3 separate regions of the Homo sapiens genome follow, and regions 1 and 3 are each linked to region 2. A link is a contact called in ENCODE Hi-C data. All regions are on one chromosome and are shown on one strand. Each heading gives the region's core, a stretch centred on a gene start or an enhancer-like site at or near the end of the contact. The rest is flanking DNA. Distances are from core to core; before and after follow the strand shown.

Evidence for each region. A loop is a pair of places that touch in the nucleus more often than their neighbours do. Pooled maps may share reads with other maps.
Region 1: a loop to region 2 is called in a map of CD8-positive, alpha-beta T cell, with 6 times the contacts of the local background. The contact joins the promoter of ZNF480 here to the promoter of ZNF845 in region 2. A Hi-C loop is called at or near these places in 2 of 168 maps with a recorded cell type or tissue (CD8-positive, alpha-beta T cell and naive thymus-derived CD4-positive, alpha-beta T cell), 1 of 37 single-sample maps with no recorded cell type and 7 of 50 pooled maps.
Region 3: a loop to region 2 is called in a pooled map, with 10 times the contacts of the local background. The contact joins the promoter of ZNF841 here to the promoter of ZNF845 in region 2. A Hi-C loop is called at or near these places in 6 of 50 pooled maps.

The regions. Positions count from the first base shown.
Region 1 is chr19:52,294,399-52,299,202 of GRCh38, forward strand. It overlaps ZNF480 (zinc finger protein 480), which reads left to right and starts at 2,771. Exons shown (of 5, transcript NM_144684.4): 1 at 2,771-2,825. ZNF766 (zinc finger protein 766) reads left to right here. Exons shown (of 4, transcript NM_001010851.3): 4 at 1-1,648. RefSeq lists enhancers at 2,833-2,882, 2,953-3,002.
Region 2 is chr19:53,332,499-53,336,871 of GRCh38, forward strand. It overlaps ZNF845 (zinc finger protein 845), which reads left to right and starts at 1,251. Exons shown (of 4, transcript NM_138374.3): 1 at 1,251-1,294. RefSeq lists enhancers at 367-1,231, 1,330-1,379, 1,650-1,739 and a silencer at 1,040-1,259.
Region 3 is chr19:52,094,028-52,098,563 of GRCh38, forward strand. It overlaps ZNF841 (zinc finger protein 841), which reads right to left and starts at 1,738. Exons shown (of 7, transcript NM_001136499.2): 1 at 1,548-1,738.

The DNA of each region.
Region 1 (4,804 bases), core at 1,521-4,020, 1.0 Mb before region 2:
TATTGAGAATGATGATGCCATTCACTAATGTGATCTCAAAATGTTTACTCCATAATGAGGCTTTCTGGGGAGAGCAGGGTAGACTTCCCCGGTTGGTCCAAATATGACTAGGGAATCGGCATAGGTGACTGGCTTGGGGTATGATGATTGTTAAGGGATAGGGCTTGGGCAGGGGTGCCCACTTGTGGTTTGAACTTTCAGCTGGTGCCAAAGGAGTGGGCACTGAGGATTTTTCAGTTGACCAGATGGGCAGAATAGGAAGAGGGAGTGCAGAGGTGTAAAAGGCGTTGGTGTTCAGACATCACAAAATGCAGTCAACTCTAGGACAACTCTAGCTTCCTCTGGAAGCTCCTGCCATCTTGGTTAGGAAAGACTCTGATTTTCTTCATGATAATATCTTACGTTCCTTTTATAGTTACAGATACAGGTCTCATTGCACAATATGATTGTTGAAAACACTTGTGAAATTTTTTTAGTAAAATTGCCTAAGATACTTTTTATAGTAGACAATGAAAATTAGTGTGTGGGTTTATAATAAATATAATGTATTATATAATATGATTAAAATATATTTGTTATAAATATGATATTACTAGAAGAGCATTTTTCCAAAAGCTATGGAAATGTCATTTTCCCGTTACAGCATCAAGCAATATATTCCATGGTTCATTTTCAACTCTAATAAAATTATATTTTGTGTTTATATATGCACGTATAGACACATATATAATATTTTTTTTTTACTTTTTTCTTTTTCTGTACATTGCATCCAGATGCTATGCTTGTTTGTTTTTTTTTTTGAGACAGAGTCTTGCTCTGTCACCCAGGCTGGAGTGCAGCGGTGTGATCTTGGCTCATTGCAGCCTCCGCCTCCCAGGCTCAAGTGATTCTCCTGCCTCGGCCTCCCGAATAGCTGGGATTACAGACATGCACCATCACCACACCTGGCTAATTTTTGTATTTGTAATAGAGATGGGGTTTCACCATGTTGGCCAGGCATGGTCTTGAACTCCTGACTTCAGGTGATCCACCCGCTTCGGCCTCCCAAAGTGTTGGGATTACAGGCATGAGCCACCATGCCCGGCCAGATGCTATGCTTAATACATTTTTTCCGAATGTCACTCTAGTGAAAATTTTAGGGGACACAAAAATGAGACTGTTGTTTGGAGACAATATTTTTTGACAAGAGTATGCACAAGACAATGGCAGGTATAAACGTTTTATTGTAAATATGAAAAAGGAAAAAATGCTTTCACTATATTAGAGGACTTGAAGTAACGTGAAGTGATTCCAACCCTTTATCTTTATTTTATTTATTTATTTTATTATTTATTTTTTTGAGATGGAGTTTCACTCTTGTTGCCTAAGCTGGAGTGCAATGGAGTGATCTCAGCTCACTGCAACCTTCACCTCCCGGGAGCATGCTGCTCTATCTTTTTTTTCAGATGTTTGAGCTATTCCAGGTTTTTTGGGATTTCTGTTGGTTTGTTTTGTTTTTTGCTTTTCTACATAATTGTTTGGATAATCTTGTCAGTATCTACGAAGTGCCTTGATAGTAAATATATTAACCCTGTGTATCAATTTGGGGTAATTTCACATTTTTTTCTATGTTGAGTTTATCAATAAATTGATATTGTATATGTCTCTATCTGGGTGTCTTTGATTTCTTTCATCAGCATTTTGTAGTTTTAAAATCCTGAGAATGTTAAATTAACATATTTTTTGACTTTTTTTTTTTTTTTTTGAGACAGAGTCTTGTTCTGTTGCCTGGTCTGGAGTGCAGTGGCACAATCTCAGCTCACTGCAACCTCCGCCTCCCAGGTTCAAGCGATTCTCCTGCCTCAGCTTCCTGAGTAGCTGGGATTACACGCGTATGCCACCATGCCCAGCTAATTTTTGTATTTTTAGTAGAGATGGGGTTTTACCGTGTTGGCCAGGCTGGTCTCGAACTCCTGACCTCAAATGATCCACCTGCCTTGACCTCCCAAAGTGCTGGGATTACAGGTGTGAGCCACCTCGCCCGGTTAATGCTTTTTTAAAACCAACAATTGGTGACCTAAATTCTCACTGGCCTTAGCCCTCCATGCCCCTGGTGCTGTCACTAGAAAACTCTCTGGAGCTGAGCACAGGGTTACCTCTGTCCCTCCCGAAAGAACAGGGAATAGAAAAGGAGAGGATTTCTATTCTGCTTTGTGGGCCGTCAGCATGAAATTGCACATTCTGCCCAGGCAGGGCTTTGCAGTTCATGTATTAACTTGCGTCGCTTTCACAGACAATCCCAGGGCTTAATTAAATTGCTAAATTTAGTTTTTTATGTATTTATTTGAGAGACTGAGTCTCTGTCGCCCAAGCTGGAGTGCAGTGGCCGTCATAACTCAGTGTAAACTCGAACTCCTGGGCTCAAGCGATCCTCCCGCCTCAGTCTTCGGGGTAGCCGGGACTACAGGTGCCCGACCGCACGGTCGGCTTAAGATTAACTTTAATAGCAGGAATTTTCCTGGATCTAATCATTAGCCGACTTTGCTCAGTCCCGGCAAGAGTACAGTTCCGAGACAGCTGAGTTGCTCCAGTCTCCTTGACAGGTCTCCCCGGCAAAACCCGGAAAACAGAGGCACTGGAAGCGAGGCGGAGGGAAGCGCAAGCCCCACTCCGCCCCGCCCCCGCCCCCGCCCCCGCCCCCGCCCCCGCCCCCGCCCCCGCCCCCGCCCCCGCCCCCGCCCCCGCCCCCGCCCCCGCCCCCGCCCCGCTCGGACCCCTCCGCTGCGCGCGCAGTTTCCCACAAACCCGGAAGCGGATCGCGTGGAGTGAAGGTCACGCCGCGGCGCGTGAGTTTCCCTTTGTGTAAATTAATCTGCGCTTCCCAACTCCCCCGCGCTTCTGTACCCGGGATCTGAGGGGCCACACAGACCTTGAAATCCTCGCACCGCTCCCTCTACCCCGACCAAATTCAGGCGTCTCCGTGAGAGTCAGGCGGTCGCTTCCCTGTGTGTTTAAATCGCTCGGCGGCGGGTCCTGTCCCCCGTCCTTCTGCCACAGGGCCATGTAGTCACCTCCTGTCGCGGAGTTTTCCTGTTTCAAGTCCTTCAGTGATGCTTACATCCGCCCCGCACAGCGTAAAGTCCTCCCCCGCTAGGCGGATTCCGGTCTATGCGGTCCCCCAAGCCTCGCCTTTGTTGGCCCTGGAGCACAGCGCTCCAATCTCAATCCAGGAGAAGCCGCGTCTTCTGCCCAGTGCTGGGATTCTGCAGACGCCACCCATCTCTTGATCCAGACCCTACCTTTACCCTCCTTGATACGGGGCCCCGCTACTCCCCAGGCCTCCTCTTCCCAGACACCGCTTCTCCTAACCCTGCGTGTGGGGAGGTGACTTACTCTGTCTCTTGACATCCAGTGTTCTTGCGGGCCAAATAACACCCCACTGAAAAGGTGTTCTGCTTGTGGACATCGGATCCCAATTCCTTCCATGTGAATGTGTGCAGAAAGAGAGACGGAGAGCGAGGGAGAAGAAAGAGAAAAATTTTGAAGGAGAAAAGAAGATTGAGGGAGAGCCGTAAGCAGATGGCAAAGTAGAGAGTGGATGGAGGATTTGCAGAGACAGCGAATGAAGCCGAGAAAGTAGCAGGGGGAAAAAAGCAACTGGAGAAATGCAGAGAAAAGTTCCATCTCCGGAGAGATGAAGGACAGCAAGATAGTGAGAGGGGCAGCAAAGTGGGAAGTTCCTCAGTTTGAGAGTGGGGGAGAGGGGGAGGGATTTGGAGCCAGGGCAGACAGAGCAGCGTGGTGCTGGGACAGCAAGAGGAGTCAGCTGGTGACAACGAGAGCAGAGGGAGAACCACAGCAGGTGGAGGCCTGGGATCTCAGGGTGCCAGAGAGTGGGGACAAGGGGGTGTAACAGAAAAGAAGGGATTTAACAGAGAGAGCAGAGGGGGAGTAGAGTCAGGGGAAGAGGCAAGACCGGGCACAGTGGCTCACGCCTGTAATCCCAGCACTTTGGGAGGCCAAGGTGGGTGGATCACGTGAGGTCAGGAGTTTGAGACCAGCGTGGGCAACATGGTGAAACCCCATCTCTACTAAAAATGCAAAAATTAGCCGGGCGTCAGCGCGCGCGTGTAATCCCAGCTACTCAGGAGGCTGAGGCAGGAGAATTGCTTGAACCCGGGAGGCGGAGGTTGCAGTGAGCTGAGATTGCGCCATTGCACTCCAGGCTGGGCGACAAGAGCAAAACTCCGTCTCAGGGAAAAAAAAAAAAAAGAGACAAATAGGTGGAGAATGGGATGATCAAAGATTGAGCAGAAAGTTTGGAAGAGGGGTGAAACAAGTTGCCAGAATGGAGCAGAACAGGTGGAAGAGAAGGAATAGAAGGAAGAAGGGGAGAAACATCAGGAGAAGAGAGGGGCTCAAAATGAGCAGAATCTTAGGGGAAAAATAAAGGGGGAAAAAAGCTAGAGAAAGAAGGTGAGAATGAGAGATACGTACAGAATGAGGGAGGGAAACACAGTACCCAGAAAAGAGGGAACCCTGGGTGCAGATGAACGGTGAGTTGATTGGATATTATGATTAAGTTGTGACATTGATTTATCTATTTATAATTTGATAATATGAAATATACTTTAAAAATACAGATGAAAATGGATATGCAAAACTCCTGTCTGTAAGGCTGGTGCATTTTATAATTCTTGGCATCAGACTTTAGCTTCCACTCACATTCCCTATTCAGGCACAGGTCAGTGACTTGAGTCATTCAGGTGTGGGTCACCCACTTTCCTTTTCCTGGGATGGGGTAGGGTGTGGGCGAGTGTAAAAG
Region 2 (4,373 bases), core at 1-2,500:
CAGTACCCGTATCTCGGTAGGAAATTAAATATTTCAAACATCAAATAATTCCAATGTAAATGTATGGATCTTTAAATAATTCTGAGCCTTGAAAGGAATGTGGTCATGCAAGCTGAGTCCAGTGGTATGCAGGCGCAACTTCTAAGAGTTTTCCTGGCCAGACGCGGTGGCTAACGCCTGTAATCCCAACACTTTGGGAGTCCGAAGCAGGTGGATCACTTGACGTCAGGAGTTCGAATCCAGCCTGGCCAACGTTGTGAAACCCAGTCTCTACTAAAAATACAAAACTATTAGCCAGGCTTGGTGGCGCGCGTCTGTAATCCCAGCTAGTTGGCAGGCTGAGGCAAGAGAACTACTTTAACCCGGGAGGTGAAGGTTGCAGTGAGCCGAGATCTCGCCACTGCACTCCAGCCTGGGTGACAGAGAAATACTCTGTCTCAAAAAAGAAAAGAAAAGAAAAGAAAAATCTAAATATAAAAATGAAAGTAATAGATCTCTTCCACAAATGTGCTGGGACAACTAACTGGATATCCACGTGAAAATGAATAATGTTGGATCCCTAACTCACAAAATCAAAAATTTTATTTAAAGAAATTTTAAAAAAGGAGAGAGAGAGAGACGAGGAAGGGAGCGCTGCCGGAGGAGGTGTTACTTTGTCGCCCAGGCTAACTTGGACCCCCCCCCCGGCTCAGCGATCCTCCTGCCACTGCTTCCTGAGTAGCTGGGACCTCAGGCTTTCGCCCCGCGCCCGCATCTCTGCTGTGTTTAAGCAGTAGGTGGTGACCTCACTCCTCCCTGGCCTGAGCACTCCGTCCCGCATCCCAGGGGGAGGCCCTAGGGAAATCTCTGAAGCTGAGGACAGGGTGGACTCTCCTTTCCCAGTGAATGGAGAATAGAAAGGGAGAGGATTTCTATTCTGTTCTGTGGGCCGTCAGCATGAAATCGTATGTTCCACCCAGGCAGGGCTTTGCATTTCACATTCTAGTTTGCATCCCCGTTTCAGACAATTCCAGGGCTTTTGAATCATGCCTCAGCCTTCCTGTCCGGTCTCGCCTCCAAAGCTCGAAAACAAGAGGCGCTGGGAGCGAGGTTGAGAGACGCACGGGTCCCACCCCGGCCCCGCCTTCTGCCAATTCTAAAGGGGAAGGTCTCTCCGCTTCGCGCCCCGCCCCTACCTCGCTCAGGCCCCGCCTACCTCCCCGCGGGTCCCGCCCAGGCCTGGCTTCTGTCCTGCGCGCGCAGATTCGCGCAAACCCGGAAGCGGATCGCATGGAGTGATGGTCCCACCGCAGCGGTGAGTTTTGCTCTGTGTTGTGTTAAGTCTGCGCTTCCCAAGTCCCCGGCGCTTCTGTACCTGGGACGTGGGGTCCCCATAGACCTGGAAATTCTCACCCGTGTTCCTTCACCTAGAGCAAATTTAGACGTCCTCGTCAGAGTCCAGGGGTCGCTTCCTTTTGGGTTTAAAGTCGCCCTGAGGATGGTCCCTTCCCGAATCTTTCTGCTATAGGGCAATGTATACACTTCCCATCGCGTAGTTTCCCTGCTCAAAACCTTTTTCTGACTCCTCCCGACCCGCACTTTTTAAAGTCCTTACCGCGAGGCGGATTCCCGCCCTTGGCGCCTCCCAGTCTTGTCTTAAGGCGCCGTCGCCCCCCACCTCCCTCCTCGTTCCAGGCCCTTATGCTCCCCAGGTCTCCCCACCGCAGTCACCGCTTACCCTGAGCCCGCGTTGGGGAGGTGCCCGGGGCTGTCCTATGACACCGGGTGTTCTTGCCTGCCCTGCACCAGCCCCTGGAAAATGCGCTCCTCCGGGATGCAGGCGTCTTACTCCAAAGCCCTCCTGTGATTGTGTTGGCCAAAGGGATCAGGAGACTGAGAGAGAGAGCAGTAGAAAACCTGAGACAGAGAAAAGAAGAATGAGAAAGACCATAACAGATGGCAAAGTAGAGGATGAGTGAGGGATTTGCCAAGAGAGAGCAAAAATGAAAAAAACAAAACAAAACAAAAAACAGCAGGAGGAGCAGATCCCAGGGAAAAAGAAAACAAGAGCTAGAGAGAGAAGGGGAGAATGAGAGATATGTACAGAATTAGGGAGGGAAGCACAGTAATGAAGAAAGGGGGGCTGGGCGCAGTGGCTCACGCCTGTAATCCTAGCACTTTAGGAGACTGGGGCAGAGGGATTGCTTGAGTCCAGGAGTTCAAGACCGGCCTGGGCAAAATAGTGAGACCCCCCCCCCCATCTCTGTCAAAAAAAAAAAAAATTTAACTGGGCGTGATGGTGCACACCTGTAATCCCAGCTGCTCTGGAGGCTGAGGCAGGAGGATCACTTGAGCCCAGGAGGTCCAGGCTGCAGTGAGCAGAGATCATGCCACTGCACTCCAGCCTGGTCAACAGAGCAGAGCCTGTCTCAAAAGATTAAAAGGGGTGGGGGACTTTGGGTTCAGATGAGTGGGTGAGTTCATTGGATATGATTAGTTGTGATATGTTGACTTCTGTTTATATAATCTAATAACTTAGAACTTGTTTAAATTATACAGATGATATTGAGAATTTTAAAATTCCTATCTATAAGACACATACATTCTGTAAATCTTGGCATTAGAGGTCAGCTTCCACTTGGAATCCCTATTCAGCCAGAGGGTAGTGACTTAATTCAATTGTGAGAGCCTCTCTTCCCTCTTCCCATGGTGAGGTAGGAAATGGGGCAGTGAAGTGGGAGAAAAAAATCACTTTCTGTTATTATGTAATAATTTTAATTTAATTAATTAATTTATAGTTTGAGACAGGGTCTGGCTCTGTCGCCCAGGCTGGGGTGCAGTGGTGTGATCTCCTCTAACTGCAGCCTCGACCTCCTAGGCTCAAGCGATCCTCTTACCTCAGCCTCCTGAGTAGCTGGGACCACAGGCGTGAGCCACCAAGTCCGGCTAGGTTTTGTATTTTTTTTTTGTAGAAATGGGGTTTCACTGTTTCCCAGGCTGGTCTCAATTCTGGCCTCAAAGGATCGTCCTGCCTTGGCCTCCCAAATTACTGGGATTACAGGTGGAATTACAGAGAGGAGCCACCGTGCCTGGCCTACATAGTCGTTTTTTGTTTTTTGTTTTTGTTTTTGTTTTTGTTTTTTTGAGATGGAATCTCACTCTTGTCCAGGATGGAGTGCAATGGCACAATCTCGGCTCGCTGCAATTTCCGCTTCCCAGGTTCAGACTGATTCTACTGCCTCAGCCTCCCAAGTAGCTGGGATTACAGGCATGAGCCACTGCATCCAGCTAATTTTGTGTTTTTAGTAGAGACGGGGTTTCTCCATGTTGGTCAGGCTGGTCTCAAACTCCCAACCTCAGATGATCCACCCGCCTTGGCCCCCCAAATGCTGGGATTACAGGCATGAGCCACCACGCCTGGCCCATAGTACTTTTTAAAAGGGACATCAGGGCGTAGTGGCTCATGCCTGTAATCCCAGCACTTTGGGAGGCGGAGGCAGGTGGATCACAAGGATCACAAGGTCAGGAATTCAAGACCAGCGTGACCAACATGGTGAAATCCCATTGCTCCTAAAAATTCAAAAATTAGTTGGGCATGGTGGCATGCACCTCTAATTCCAGCTACTTAGGAGGCTGAGGCAGGAGAATCACTTGAACCCAGGAGGCGGAGGTTGCAGTGAGCCAAGATTGCGCCACTGCATTCCATCCTGGGCGAGAGCGAGACTCCATCTCAAAAAAAAAAAAAAAAGGAACATCAAAGCTGGGCGTGGTGGCTCATGCCTGTAATCCCAGCACTTTGGGAGCCAATCACCTAAGGTCAGTAGTTTGAGATCATTCTGGCCAACATGGTGAAACCCTGTGTCTAGTAAAAATACTAAAAAAGTAAGCTGGGCATGGTGGCATGCATCTGTAGTTCCAGCTGCTCGGGAGCCTGAGGCATGAGAATCACATGAACTTGGGAGGTAGAGGTTGCAGTGAACCGAAATGGTACCACTGCACTGCAGCCTGGGGGGCAGAGCGAGGCTTCATCTCAAAAAAACAAACACCACCACCAAAAAATGAAAGCAAAAGGCACATCAAAAGTGCTTTTGTTCTCGTTGTGTAACATATTTTCTTTTTTTTCTTTCTGGTTCCTCTTCCTTCCTTTCTTTCTTTCTTTTTTTTTTTTTTTTTTTTGCAGTTTTACTTTGAGATAAATCTTAGTTTTAAATATTTCTTTTTTAATACATAATCACTTCTGAAAGATGCATTTGCAGCATCCTATAACCAGCTCACATTGTTCAGTTATTTTCCCATTGACATCTGAATTTGTTCGATTTTTTAAAAAACAATTTCCAAATAGTTTCTGTTTGAAATTAGTTGCGTCCAGTTCAGATCGAGGTCTGCATGCTTTC
Region 3 (4,536 bases), core at 488-2,987, 1.2 Mb before region 2:
AAAAACACCAAAGACATATCTTGTAGTGACAGTCAGTCATTTCTTGCCCCATTTCTCCCCTCCTTTATGCTCTACTCCATCATTGGGAAGAAGAGAGTTACCACAAATAACTGGATCAAGTCACTGCCCTCTGGCTAAATAGGAATTCCAAATATCTTTTGATACAAATACATACAAAATGCACAAGGCTTATAGAAAAAACTTTGGTGATTTTCATCCTCATGAGTACAACTTAAACATATTTCAAATCAGAGTATAAAGCCACAAATCAATATATTACAACCACCATCCATATCCAATCAACTGTCACGCATCTGGATGGGGTCCTCTCCCGCTTTCTTCACGGCTATGTGTTTCCCTCTCTCATTCTGAGCGTCTTTTTTTTCTCCTTTTCTGTTTTGCACCCCTTTCTTTATTCCCTCTTTTATGTCTGTTCTGCCCAATGCTCTGCAACTTACTTCACCTCTCGTAGCTCTTTCTCCCCAATCTTTCCGATTGTCCCCAATCTCCACGTATTTCTGCCTCTTTTCCCCCATCTAAGCTCCCTCTCTGCTCTCCTTGTTAAATTCCCTCTTCCCTGTTACATCTCCTTTGTTCCCACTCTCTAGCACCCCCAATTTCCTAGGCTTACTCCCTGCTGTGGTTCTCCCTCTACTCTGCTTGTCACCCACTGCCCTCTCTCCCTCTCTTTCAGTCCCAGCACCACGTAGCTCTGTCAGCCGCGGCTCCAACTCTTTCACCTTCTCCCCACTGTCTGTCTGTCTGCAGTGCCTCCTCCTTTGCCGCCCCACTCTATTTTGCTGCCCTTCATCTCTCTGAAGGTCCCCTTTTTTTCTAAATTTCTCTGTGTGCTTTTCTCCCCCTGCTACTTTTTCCATCCGTTCTCTTTCACTCTTGCTCTCTTTGCAAGTCCCTAAAGTATCATCCATTTTGCCGTGTATTTATGGGTCTCCCTCATTCTTTTCTCCTCAGTTTTTCCTTTTGCTCCGTCGTTCCCCGTCTTTTCCTCTCCTGATCCCTCTCACCCACACATTCGGGAGGAAAGGGGAGGAATAGGATGCCCACCTCCCGGAAGAGCACATTTTCCAGTGGAGTAAAATTTGGGAAGGAAGAACACTGGGTGTCACAAGACAGACTCAGGTAACCTGTCCCAACGGGGAGTCAAGAAAAGCAGTGGCTGTGAAGGGGAAGCCTGGGGAGCGGAAGGACCCGGCGTGAGGACGACACGAGGTGGCGCGGAGAACGATGTCTCACGACAGGGAGGGTCTGCAGAATCCCAGGACGTGGGAGGAGAAGCGGCTCCTTCAGGAGCCGGACAGTGGGCGCTCCCCTCCAGGGGCAGACGACGGAGGAGCTCGGGGATCGCGAAGGGCGCTAGTCCACATCCCGAATGAGGACTCGACTTGGCGCGGGGCCCAAGCAGAGGGTTTTAAGCGGGAACACTACCTGAATGGGGTTGTCTACATGGTCCTAAGGAAGAAAGGCAGAGAGCAAGGAACGGCCTCAGAGAGATTTTAAACCGAAAGGGAAGCAATTCTCCTACTTACTTGGGACGAAGGGGCTGTTGCGGGTATTTTAAGGTCCGTAGCGATCCCCAGGTCACGGGTATGGAGAACCGAGGACTGCGAAGTGCACGTTTAATCAAGGTAGACGAAGAGAAGCAAACGTTTAATCCAGGTAGACTGAAACACACTCATAGCGACGTGGCCTTTCCCCAGCGCGATCTGCTTCCGGGTGTGCAGGAAACTGGGCGCGGAAAGAAAAACTGGGCGGCCTGGGGGCGGGGCCTAGGCGGGGCGCGACTAGGAAAGGGCTGGGCGGAAAGACTGGCCTGACTTGGGAGTGGCCCGAAAGGGTGGTGGGAGGCCCAGGGCGGTAGGGGGCGTGACTAGGTGGGGCTTGGCTGGACCGAAAACTGGGATGAAGCGGGGCCTCCAGGGGTGGGCGGGGCCGAGGCGGGGCCTGTTCTCCACTCCGCCTCTCACCCAGCAGGATTTTGTTTTCCAGGTTTGGGAGTATTTGTGACTATTTCTTGTCCTGTGAAGCAGCGTTGCTCCTTGCCCATTTTAAATTAATGTTTCAGAATTTAAGGTTGAATCTTAAAGTTGTGGTCCACTTATACTGGAAACTAAGATGATTTATTCTTAACAAGTTGAACTGATTTAAGTCAAAACCGATTTTTCCGAGCCTGGTGGACTCCATCCAGTCTTACCAGAAAAGCTGAAGCTACTCAGTAGTCAGGGAACTGGGATCTCGGTGGGGATTGGATGTGGAGCAGTGACTGGATCCAGGAACCCAGAAGACATTATGCCAAGCGAAATGTGCTAGACACAGTGTAGAAAATGAAATAAGTAGAGGTTCCTCTTCAAAGGGACTTTCCTCCCAGTCTAATTGAGAATAGATAGTAACCTCTCTTAGAAGCAAAATTTACTCAAAGACCTGTGCTAATATTCTTAAATATCTGCTAGCCATAATAGATAAATCAATATACTCTGTGTTCTTAGCTCCCACATTTTAGCCTAGATATTTGCCCTGGCATGCCTGAATTGTTCCAAGCAAGCATTAGGTCACAGCCTATTCCTCTTCCTTATTTGGAAGTGTTTTTGCCTCTCTCAGCCTTCCACAAGTTACTTCCTCTCTTCCTTTGTTCTCCTCTGCCTTTGCCTCTTTTGGGAAGTTCTAAGGTGCTAGCCAATCAGGTCAAGCACAGAATTGGGTCCGATTCCAGCCAATGGAAACCAGACACAGCAGTAGGGTGGACGCGTCAGGTTATTATTATTATTATTTTTTTTGAGACGGAGTCTCGTTCTTTCGCCCAGGCCGGAGTGCAGTGGCGCTATCTCGGCTCACTGCAAGCTCTGCCTCCTGGGTTCACGCCATTCTCCTGCCTCAGCCTCCCGAGTAGCTGGGACTAGAGGCACCTGCCACTGCGCCCAGCTAATTTTTTGTATTTTTAGTAGAGACGGGGTTTCACTGCGTTAGCCAGGATGGTCTCGATCTCCTGACCTCGTGATCCGCCCACCTCGGCCTCCCAAAGTGCTGGGATTACAGGCATGAGCCACCGCGCCCGGCCAGATGCGTCAGGTTATAAATGACCCTTCTCTTTTGTTCATGTGTACTCTCGTGGCAAGACTGCTAGTGAGCAGCACCCTTTCTGCAGAAAGTAAACTAGCCTTGCTGAGAGATCCTTTGTCTCAGTGTTGATTTTTGCGACACTGAGCACCCGTTCCCAACACACACAAAGAAACATACTTCATGCACTTACTTACACGTGCTAAGTACAAACATCAAATTCAGAGTAACAAAGTAGAAGGGTGGTTTCCAGGGCTGAGGGTGTTTCCTATGCCTGTCCCACCATTGTATTTTGGAAGCAGATAACTTCTCTGGCTTCACAGATTCACAGCTGGGCAGAAACTTTGCCTCAGGATGAACCACACCTTGTGTCTCACCCATATGTGATTCAGATAATATTTAGGTGATATTTGGGCCTTAGAGTTGATACTGAAATGGATTAAGACTTTTCAGATGGGCCAGGCAAGGTAGCTTAGGCCTGTAACCCCAACAATTCAGGAGGCCGAGTCTGGCAGATTACTTGAGCTCAGGAGTTCAAGACCAGCCTGGGCACATAGCAAGAACCCCGTCTCTACAGAAGATATAAAAATTAGCCATGCTTAGTGGCACACTCCTGTAGTCCCAGCTACTTGGGCGGCTGAAGTGGCAGGATCACTTAAGGCCAAGGATTTGAGACCAGCCTGGGCAACATAGTCAGACCCCATCTCTACAAAAAATTAAATTAGCCAGGCATGGTGGCCTGCATGTGTGGTCCCAGCTATTGGGAGGCTGAGGCAGGAGGATCACTTGAGCCCAGGAGGTCGAGACTGTGACAAGTCATGATTACGCCACTGCACTCCAGCCTGGGTGACAGAGAGAGACCCCATCTCAAATAAATAAATAAAAGATTTTTGTTCTGATGGGAGTGAAGGGATCTTGCATGTAAGAAGGACATAAAGTTTAGGAGTCCAGAACACAGTGTGTTATGAGCAGAAAAATTTCCACACACAAAAAAAACCCTATCTTGAAGTCCTAATACCCAGTACCTCAGAATATAACTGTATTTGGATATATGGCATCTACAGGAGTGATCAAGTAAAAATAAGCTTGTTAAAGTGGGTTCTGATCCAATCTGGCTGATTTCTTTATAAGAAGAGGAGATTCAGCTGGGCAAACTGGCTTGCCCCTGTAATCTCCACATTTTAGGAGGCCGAGGTGGGCAGTTCCAGCCCAGCCTGGGCAACATGGTGAGACCCTGTTTCTACTAAAAATACAAAAATTACCTGGCAATGGTGACCCACACCTGTACTCCCAGCTACTGAGGAGGCTGAGGTGGGAGATTTGCTTGAGCCTGGGAGGCAGAGGTTGCAGTGAGCCAAGATCACACCACTGCACTCCAGCCTGGAAGTCAGAGTGAGACTCTTGTCTCAATAAATAAACAAATACATAAATGAAAGATAACGCCAAGGAAGCAGGGAGCTAACT